Regions from separate parts of the Homo sapiens genome. Here region 2 is linked to region 1. A link is a contact called in ENCODE Hi-C data. All regions are on one chromosome and are shown on one strand. Each heading gives the region's core, a stretch centred on a gene start or an enhancer-like site at or near the end of the contact. The rest is flanking DNA. Distances are from core to core; before and after follow the strand shown. Region 1 has its middle 19 kb from the start of DUSP2. Region 2 overlaps INPP4A (inositol polyphosphate-4-phosphatase type I A).

What was found. Hi-C counts contacts between places; a loop is a spot of excess contacts on that map. Pooled maps may share reads with other maps.
Region 2: a map with no recorded cell type shows a loop between it and region 1 (10-fold over the local background). The contact joins two enhancer-like sites. A Hi-C loop is called at or near these places in 5 of 37 single-sample maps with no recorded cell type and 2 of 50 pooled maps.

What each region holds. Positions count from the first base shown.
Region 1 is chr2:96,161,884-96,166,112 of GRCh38, forward strand. No RefSeq gene overlaps it. Among named protein-coding and RNA genes, the nearest start is that of DUSP2, 19 kb to the left of the region's middle. RefSeq lists enhancers at 1,715-1,994, 2,875-2,924, 3,185-3,264. Within about 2 kb of position 2,013, at least 10 of the 41 ENCODE cell types and tissues checked have a DNase peak (open chromatin) inside an H3K27ac peak, as active enhancers do.
Region 2 is chr2:98,481,844-98,486,697 of GRCh38, forward strand. The region is part of intron 1 of INPP4A (inositol polyphosphate-4-phosphatase type I A); the gene reads left to right. Among named protein-coding and RNA genes, the nearest start is that of INPP4A, 39 kb to the left of the region's middle. RefSeq lists an enhancer at 1,386-1,505. Within about 2 kb of position 1,493, at least 9 of the 41 ENCODE cell types and tissues checked have a DNase peak (open chromatin) inside an H3K27ac peak, as active enhancers do.

The DNA of each region.
Region 1 (4,229 bases), core at 763-3,262:
AATGACAAAATCTCTGCCCTCTTGGTTCTTACATTGTAATGGGGTGGGGAGGACAAGCAATAAAGAAATAAACACATCGTACGTCAGATGGTGGTTATGGAGAAAAGCCCAACAGGAAAAGAGGACAGAGAGTGTGAAGAAAGTGAGTAAAGATGTGAGGCCTCCAAAAACAAATAAGAAAAAGTCAAACAACACAACAGGAAAGGGGCAAAGAATAACAACACAGAATTCACAGACCAAGAAATGCAAATCTCCAGTAATCCACAAAAGCCATGCTCTACCCACTGAAACAAGGCAGCGCGATGATCCACCCATCAGGTTGGCAAACATTCAAATACTGGGAAGGGTGGTGAATGAGTGAACTTGTGCTCTTTTGGTGGGAGTGTAAGTTGGTTGATAACGTGTGTTTAAAGAAAGCAATTTGACAGAACCTATCCAAATGTTTAAAGCACATGCTCTTCAACCCTGCAACCTCTCTTCTGGGTGAAGAAACTTGTCCAAAGATTTCCAAGGCAGCATTGTCTGTATTGGGAGGAAAAATGGAATACAAAGTTTTTACACTTCTATCAAGTATCTGTAAAAACAAATAATGAGGTAAATCTACACACACTGATCTAGAACAAGCTTCAAGATACAGTGAAGACAAGTGAGTTGCAAAATAAGTTCGTATAGTATGATCCCATTTCAATAAAAACAAAAAAGAGAAAGCTGTACATTCTTGTTTGTTTTTTGGTTTGTTTTGTTTCAGTTTTTTTTTTTTTTTCTTTTTTAGACAGCTCTGTCACCCAGGCTAGAGGGCAGTGGTGCGATCACAGCTCACTGCAGCCTCAACCTCCCGGACACAAGCCATCCTCCCACCTCAACCTCCTGGGTAACTGGGACCACAGGCGCACATCACCACACCCGGCTAATTTTTTGTATTTTTGGTAGAGATGGAGTTTCACCGTGTTGCCCAGGCTGGTCTCGTGGGCTCAAGCAATCTGTCTCGACCTCCCAAAGTGCTGGGATTACAGGCGTGAGCCACCGCACCCGGCCTACATTCTACATGAACATAAATGTGTATGAAAAGCTCTAGGACAAAAAGTCTGGTTACAAATCAAGGAAAAAGCGTTGAACCACCAGAAGGGGATGGTGACTCAGTGAGCCTCGTGGCACCCCTCAGTTGGGGCTGCTGGGGAAGTGGGGGGACAAGCCTTCCACTAAGTGAGACTTGACTGTGGTCTGGACTGTGAAGGAGGACCCCGAGGCTGGCTGAAGGTGTGGGGGAGCCATGGACCTGACAAGGAAAGAGAATGATGGGCCAGAGGGGAGGCTGCAGACCTCAGAGAGGAGGGATCTCAGGAAAAGCCCTGAGCAGGCCAAGGGGGGCAGGCTCAGGCTAGGTGGGCACAAAGGCCCCGGTGACATTGACCACACCACTCAGGCCGGGGGTTTCCTCTGCGCCCTGTGCTGGCCGACCTGCCCGGAATGGCTTCACCCACCCCTCCCCTGCCCATCCTTGAGACCCCTCAGGTTTCGCTTCCTCCAGGAAGGCTTCCCAGATCCCCAGGCTGAATCAAGGGCTTCTCCCAGAGCCTCCCAGAGCTTGGGCTCGCCTCTGGCCTTCACAGGCCTCATCAAGGCACCCACCCAATACTGGTGCCTCCCTGAAGCCAGCGAGTGGGCCTTGGCGGGTTCGCTTTCCCCACACCTGGCTCAGGCCTGGCCTGCAGTGTTGGCTGATGGACAGCTGGTGAGCTATTTACCCTGTTTCTCCATTGGTGGCCTTGGGTAGGTACCAGGCCTCCCTGGGGGAGCCGGGAGCCCTTATTAAGGTTTGATCCCCATCTCTCTGAAAGGCAACATCCTGTCCTTCTCTTGCCCACCATCCCAGTGCAGGGGTCAGATTCTGCCCTGGCCAACAGCCAGGCCAAATGGGGGAGGCCTGTCTCCAAGCAGGATGTAAGGGCTCCCACGCAGCCCAGGGTCTTTTTCCGTGGCTCAGAACATGCTGTACCAGGTGGCCGCCTCTGCTGGGTGTCACCTTGCTTCTCACAGCCCCCTCTCTGCTCACATCCTGTTTCCACCCCTCCAACACTGCTGGGCCCCGCGCCCCCAGCCTCCGCCCCCAGCTGCTGGGTTTTCACGTGGCCTTTCCTGGGTTGCTGTAGGGGCACAGGCCTCTTATTTTTAGCTCCTTGGGGGCTGAAGGAATTTACATCTGAGTCTGCTCTCCTGAAGAGACAGACGGTTTCAAATGTGTCTAATGTGGTCTCCCGGGCAGCCTCAGCCTAGGCCAGCACTAAGGCAGAGGGGAAGGAGTGAGACGGCCAGCCCAGCATCCGGAGGCACACCATGTGGCCTCAGGCAGGGCCCGCAAGCCAGCTGAGCCCCACTTTCCTCAGCTACTAAGTGGGAACCCTGGGGAGGTGACCCCACTGCTGTGAGCCAGGAATAAGGATGCCCATGGGATGGGCAGGGAGGCCCTGGAGATGCCCATGTCAGGGGAAGGAGCCCTCACTCTGGGCCGGAGCCTCACCTACCACACCACCCTGCACAAGTCTATCACACATTTGTTATTTTCCCTAATTATCCCAGAAATCCCCCAACACTAGGAAATTTGGAACACACAGAAAAGATGGCAGAAGACAGAAATGCGTTGCTCATAACCCATCACAGTTCCTATGTGGAGCTGCCCCTCTCTGAGCCCTTTGCAATGCCCTCAGAACGAAAGGCAGGAGGGGAGGTCCCTTACTGAAAACAAAAGCCTACTGTTAGCCCAATAGGGCCTGGCAGGGAGCCCCAGGCAGTGTCCACCAGCCCTCCTCAGGCAGCATCAAGGGACCCAAGCCCCTCTCCCCCTTCCCTTCCTCCTTCCCGGCTGATCCCAGCAGCCCTTCCCTGGTGGCGGCGCTCCCAGAGCCCTGCAGTTTTTCCCCTCCCGAGGTGGGTCCAGGGATGGGCTGTAAGGCCGGGCCTGCCCCCAGGAGACCGGAGACCGCAGCACACATCCTGCAGTGAATATGACTGGTAGTCGCTGGTCCCAACCTCCTCCCTACCAGACGCAGAGGCTTACCCTACACAGACCTCTCACACTTGGCAGAGCCATGTGACTTACTCCAGCCAATGAAACACCACCTCCAGACTCAGGCAATAAAAAGCCCTGTGCGATTTTCCCACTTGCTCATCCTCTGCCATGTCGATGGAGGAGATCTTGAGTTCTCCAGGCACCGCAGCTGCATGACAGCCAGTCGGCCGCATCCGAAGGGCTCTGCCCACTTTTCGACTGGTGAAAACCCACTCCCTGTGGCCCTGTTCCACCACACCCCCAACTTCCATCCTATTTTCCAGTCTATTAAATGGTGGTGGCCACCCCACCACCACCTAGGTCCTGAGTTTCTCCTCAACCTTCAGACAGTTAGTGACATGTACGCTGTTCACTCCACTCCCATGGACCCTATTTATAATTTCATAAATAAAATAAACTATTATGAAATTATATTTTGGCATATACAAGGAATTTTTACAAATCAAGAAGAAAACCAGGGGAACTACAGGAAAAATATCAACATAAAAATGGATATAGTCGACCGGACGTAGTGGCTTATGCTTGTAATCCCAGCACTTTGGGAGGCCAGGGTGGGTAGAACACCTGAGGTCAGGAGTTCGAGACCAGCCTGGCCAACATGGTGAAACCCCGTCTCTACCAAAAATACAAAAAATAAAAATAAAAAATTAACCAGGCATGGTGGCAGGTGCCTGTAGTCCCTCCCAGCTACTCGGGAGGCTGAGTCAGGAGAACTGCTTGAACCCGGAAGGCAGAGGTTGCAGTGAGCCAAGATGGGGCCACTGCACTCCAGCCTGGGTGACAGAGTGAGATTCAGTCTCTAAGAAAAAAAAATAAAAAAGGATTATAGTTATAATAGGCAATTCATGCAAGGGAAATCCCAATGGTTAACAAGTATGACAAGAAATATTTAACTCCATAGTAACTAGAGAAATCAAAATTATAACTGAGATATCCCTTTTATACCATCCAGATTGGAAAAACTAAATAAAAATAAAAAATAAAAGGCAGATAATATTGACCAGGCATGGTGGCTCACTCCTGTATTCCTAGCACTTTGGGAGGCCAAGGCAGGTGGATCACTTGAGGCCAGGAGTTTGAGACTAGCCTGGCCAACATGGTGAAACCCTGTCTCTACTAAGAATACAAAAATTAGCTGAGAGTGGTGGCACATGCCTTTAAT
Region 2 (4,854 bases), core at 243-2,742, 2.3 Mb after region 1:
CTCTGGCTGGGCTTTCCGTTCTCTAGTGAAAGGTTTTCTCAGCAGCACCTTTGCCTCTCCTTCTCCCTTCATTACGAGTTTGCCATGTTGGAGTTGGATTGTTTGATGTCTTGTCCTGGCTTAACAACTCAACACTGTGTACTTTAAAAGCTCCAAGTTTAGGCTCACACCTGTAATCCCAGTTTTTTGGGAAGCTGCAGTGGGAGGATCACTTGAGGCAAGGAGTTTGAGACCAGTTTAGTTGACAGAGTAAGATCCTGTCTTTAAAATAAATATAATTTTTTAAACTTGAAATTTAAGCAGAAGCCACGTTAAAGTGGCACAGCAGGTGATGTGAGGGACCCTGTTGGGCCACCTTGCTGTAAAATGTTTTCTGTATCCTGCTTTTTTCCTCTTTGCCTTTACACCTGTGGTTCCCACATTATTGGGCTGAGACTCTGGAGATCTGGGTAAAATCCCATCCTAGAGGGACAGCAGGTTAAATCACTTTTCCTATCTTGGCCAGCTGTGGTTTAGCTTATTGGCACCAGTCAGAGCAGGGCCTCAAGGGATGTTAGGATTGGTTGCACCTGGTTCAGAATATGGGGCCCTGCAAGGAGGGCAGTCTGAAGAAGAGTGGGATTAAAAACGAAAGCAGCCAACAGAAAGGTGGGCACCTAGAGGCAGGTGCAACTGGCTGTCCTGGAAAGCAGAGAGGGGCAGCTGTGGGCCTCTGTGCAATGGCCCCTCCACTTGTCACACCTGCCAGAATGGAGGTGTCTCCCCAGTGGGCCTGTCACAGGGAGGCCAGCGACCAGCCAGTCAGTGCTGACAGTAGGCAAGTGTGGTTGACATCCAGGGATGAGCCTCTGAGCAACCCTGGGATGTGATGCAAAAAGATATATGTGTCCTCTTGCATTTAAGAGAAATGCAAAGCTTTTGATCTAAGCTTACACTTGAAAAAATTATACTTACATTGCTTTTTTGAAAATAAGTGAAAGCATAATAGAGGTTGAACATCCCTGATCTGAAAATCCAAAATTTGAAGTACTTCCAAACCTGACACTTTTTTAGCACTGACATGACCTTCAGAGGAAATGCTTATTGGAGCATTTTGGATTTCAGATTTTTGGATTAGGTGTGCTGAATCTGTACGTATATAATGCAAATATTTCAAAATCTTAAAAAAATTCCAAACCCTAACCACTTCTGGTGTCAAGTATTTCAGATAAGGGATACTCAACCTGTGCTAATAATGATTTTGGCATGTACTCTATAATAATAAAATGTTTATTAGGCAGTCCTTTATGTGAAAAATGATAGGAATAACAATACAGTGAATCGCAACTCAGCTTTAGACATTTTCATGACCAATACACTTGAAACTACATATGCCTTCCCACCTTCTCTCTAGGTTACCATTACCCCAAATTTGCTTTTCATTTTTTCCATTCATCGAATTCTTTGTGTTTTGTGACCCAGTCAGTCCTACTAGTTTTCGTGCTAGGAGACAGGAAGCAAGCATTGCTTAGTTTCACTCTTGTGATGCTTGTGGTCAGAAACAGGTATTTCTTGAAACTGGGCTTGTGGCTGCAGGGCTGCCCCAGGCGGGGCAGAGATGGTCAAGTGCAAGGTGGGGCTGCTGTGGGGCCAAGTCCTGATGGATCATGTTCCCCCCCGGTCTTGTCTTTCTAATGTCTTGCTGCATGTGGGATCTGTCGCCACTGCCAGTGGGAAGGGCAGGCTAGTCTGTGTCCATCTTTGTTGCAGAGTTGGCTTCCTTCAGGCAGGTTCATCCTACACTGAATGTCCCTGTGGTCCATGCCTCAAAACACCTCATCATTAGTATTACTTCTGAGCCCTGCCTAAACATAGCAGCGTGGACCAGCTCTCAGTCCTTTCTCTTCCTGTCCCTACCCCACCTTCCTGTTGGCTACTCTGCTCCCATGGATGGTTGAGAGGGAGACCCTCTTCTGTGTGGCTAGCCAAGGTTGCACATTGGCTGCACCCAACAGATGGACTGCATCTGTAGTCAGTCTAGTGAAGTCCGGTCTTCCTCTCCACCCTCTTGCCTGAGCCTCCACCTTTGCATAAAGAAGCTCCTGCACCCCCATCCCTCCTTGCAGATGCCCCTGCCCACACCCCATCTCTTCACATAACTGAAAGATGGCTGGTTCTCCCAGAAGAGCCAGAGGCCTCTAAATGGAGTGAGGTCCTTTCTCTGCATGTCCTGTCTCTCTCCAGAGGTGGGCTTGGAATCTCTTTCGCTTTGACCGGTGACTACCATCCCCTCCACTCCTGTCCCTCCCCTGCATCACTCCATGTTACCCCTGGCCCCAGAGGTCTCTGAGGTCCCATCACCTTCTGATGACTCTGTCTGCAGGGATGAGTCTGTTGTTACTGAGCCGCTAGCCTTCAGCTTCCTCTCCCATGGTCATTCCCGAGGCTGCCCACTCCCCCTAGTTGCCCACAAGCCTTATGAACTCCCATCTCCGTTCCTCCTGTGTGGCCTGTTCTGGTTCCCTCTCCTCCCTGTCAGGCTCACTGTATCTTTGTTTCCCATGATCCTGCAGTCAGGGAAGACCAAGCCCCAGTTACTTTCCTGATGAGCTCAAAGTCCAGAATGCAGTCACGTGACTGGGGTGGGAAGCCATGCACAGGGCCCTGAGAGGGTGTGAGGGATTCGAGGCAGCCTGTGGAAGGAGAGCCCTTCCAGCTGAGATGAATTCAGCCCCAGAGAGGCACTAAACAACCTAAGGATGGTACAGTTCCCCAGTTATTAAAATTTTGCATACTTACTATAAAGGGTTTAGTAAAACATAGTCTAGAGGAAGAAAACCAGAAAAGCATGATGTGTCCATCTCCCAGTGCTTAACATTTTTATACGTGTTCTTTTCCTCTCTCCCACTCCGCGTGAGTGCTTCTATGTCTTTATATTGGTAGATCTTACTTAGAATCTGACTTTTTCGCTTGTCAAGTTGTCATAAAACTGATTTCCATTTCAAATGTCTATATGGTATTCACATATGACGGAGCCATTATTTACCATTTCCCTGACAGGCTTGTAGGCTGCTATTTAATCTTTCAATTTATGGTATAAAATCCTTTATAGTACAGGTAATGCTGCAGTGAGCATCCTTGTCTGAGATCCCACCGAGAGTAGTGGCTTCAGTCTTCCAATCAGTGGCTTTTCTCTCACTTGGCTGGCCTCTTGAAGCGAACAGAGTGTGTGTGTGTCCTGGTAGCTGAGTAAACTCCAGCTCCGCACATCTGCTTGGCGGGGCGGTTGGGATCTAAATGAGTGTGACCTCAGCTTTTGTGGTAGTGGAGACCATCCTGATCATGCAGGGTCCTTGCTGCTTGCAGGCCCGTGGCTGCTGAAGAGCTGAAGAAATGTTACTTCTTTGTAAGAAACATTTTAGACTGAAATAAAAACCTGTTATAATCATGCGGTCTGGTTGCAGCGTGAAATATGTTCACAGTCTAAGATTCAGGTGAAAAGGCAGGATGCCAAATCTTGTGTACTTGCTGATCTTATCTGTGTAGAATATCCAAGTCAGAACTGATTTTAGTTAAGGTATCTGTGGGGGGTGGGGTTTCCCTCTCTATATTTTCCAAGCCTGCAGTAAGAGAACTATGGCAATCATCTTTCTTTTTAACATATCCAGCTTACTGCCCTAGGTTGGCCACAGTCAGATTTCTTGAAAGCCCCTAGGGCTGGGCGCAGGTGTCTGGTTGTCCCTCCGAGACTCAGGGCTCACTCTCGCTTCGGGAACACTAATGCAACTCTTCTGGTGGTGAGAACCCAGCTGAGAGTTCCTTTATTTTGTTGATTTCAGGGTGTAGGTATTTAAATATTTGAAAGTATTTTGATTTTTAAATGAGATGTGTGGGAACTTTTTTGATTCATCACCCTTGGAATGGTTACAGAGTTTTGTTTTTATAATACAAAACTTTCTTGAGGTGAATCTGTGACTGAGAAAATAGACATCTATTTGAAATATCGTGTCTAAAGTACTAAAATATTGCTGGTTGCTAACCACTTAAATTGAGTATTTTTCTTCATAAACATTAAGTTTTATTGAAAGAGTTGCTGTGATTTCCAGACACTCTTCTTTACTGCTTGTTCAAATAAGGGGAGGGGGCCTCCAGATGAAAAGGTTAAACTAGAGTCAGGCCTGCTTGAAAGTTTTGAGTCAGGACCTTCAGTGGGAGATTTGCCAGAGTCCCACACAGTAGGGCACAGGCTACTGCTTCCTTGGGTCTCTGGGAGGAGGTTTCTCCTCTCTATAATGGAAAGTTGGATTTCTAGCTTTTTTTCTGGATACTTCATGGGGTACTGTAATTGTGTTGACTAATTGATGCTCTTTCCTGGAGTCTCACTCATTAATTGGGCCCATTTCTATGGAAGGCACAAATATTGTAATGTAAGAATCAGATATATGCTGGTGATGCTGTGTGAAGCAGCAGAGCTGCTGTGAACTCTCTGGGGTCCCAAAAGTCTAGGAAGTTTGGAAAATCCTCTTCCTTGTCTAGGCCTGTGCTTCCCTGTCCTCTCTGTTTGCTTTGCTTCCTCTGTCTTTCTCCTTTCCTTGCTCTTGGTTATCTTCTGAAAGATGAGGCTTCACTTTTCCACACCTTCCTGACCCTCCCTGTCCCCAAAGCAGCGATGCATCTGAAATGGCCTAAAAAGGCGTGGAAACCCAGGGGTTCCTGTTCTGGCAGAAGTTCCTCAGTTGCCCACAGGGCCTGAGGTCTGGGGTGAGGAACACCTGGTCCAGATCAAAGAGCTTTTAGGGTGTGGGGCTGGATTTTTGCATACAGGTTACATCAGGAGTCCAGGAGTAAAATTAATTCTTAGAAGGCCAGATTACA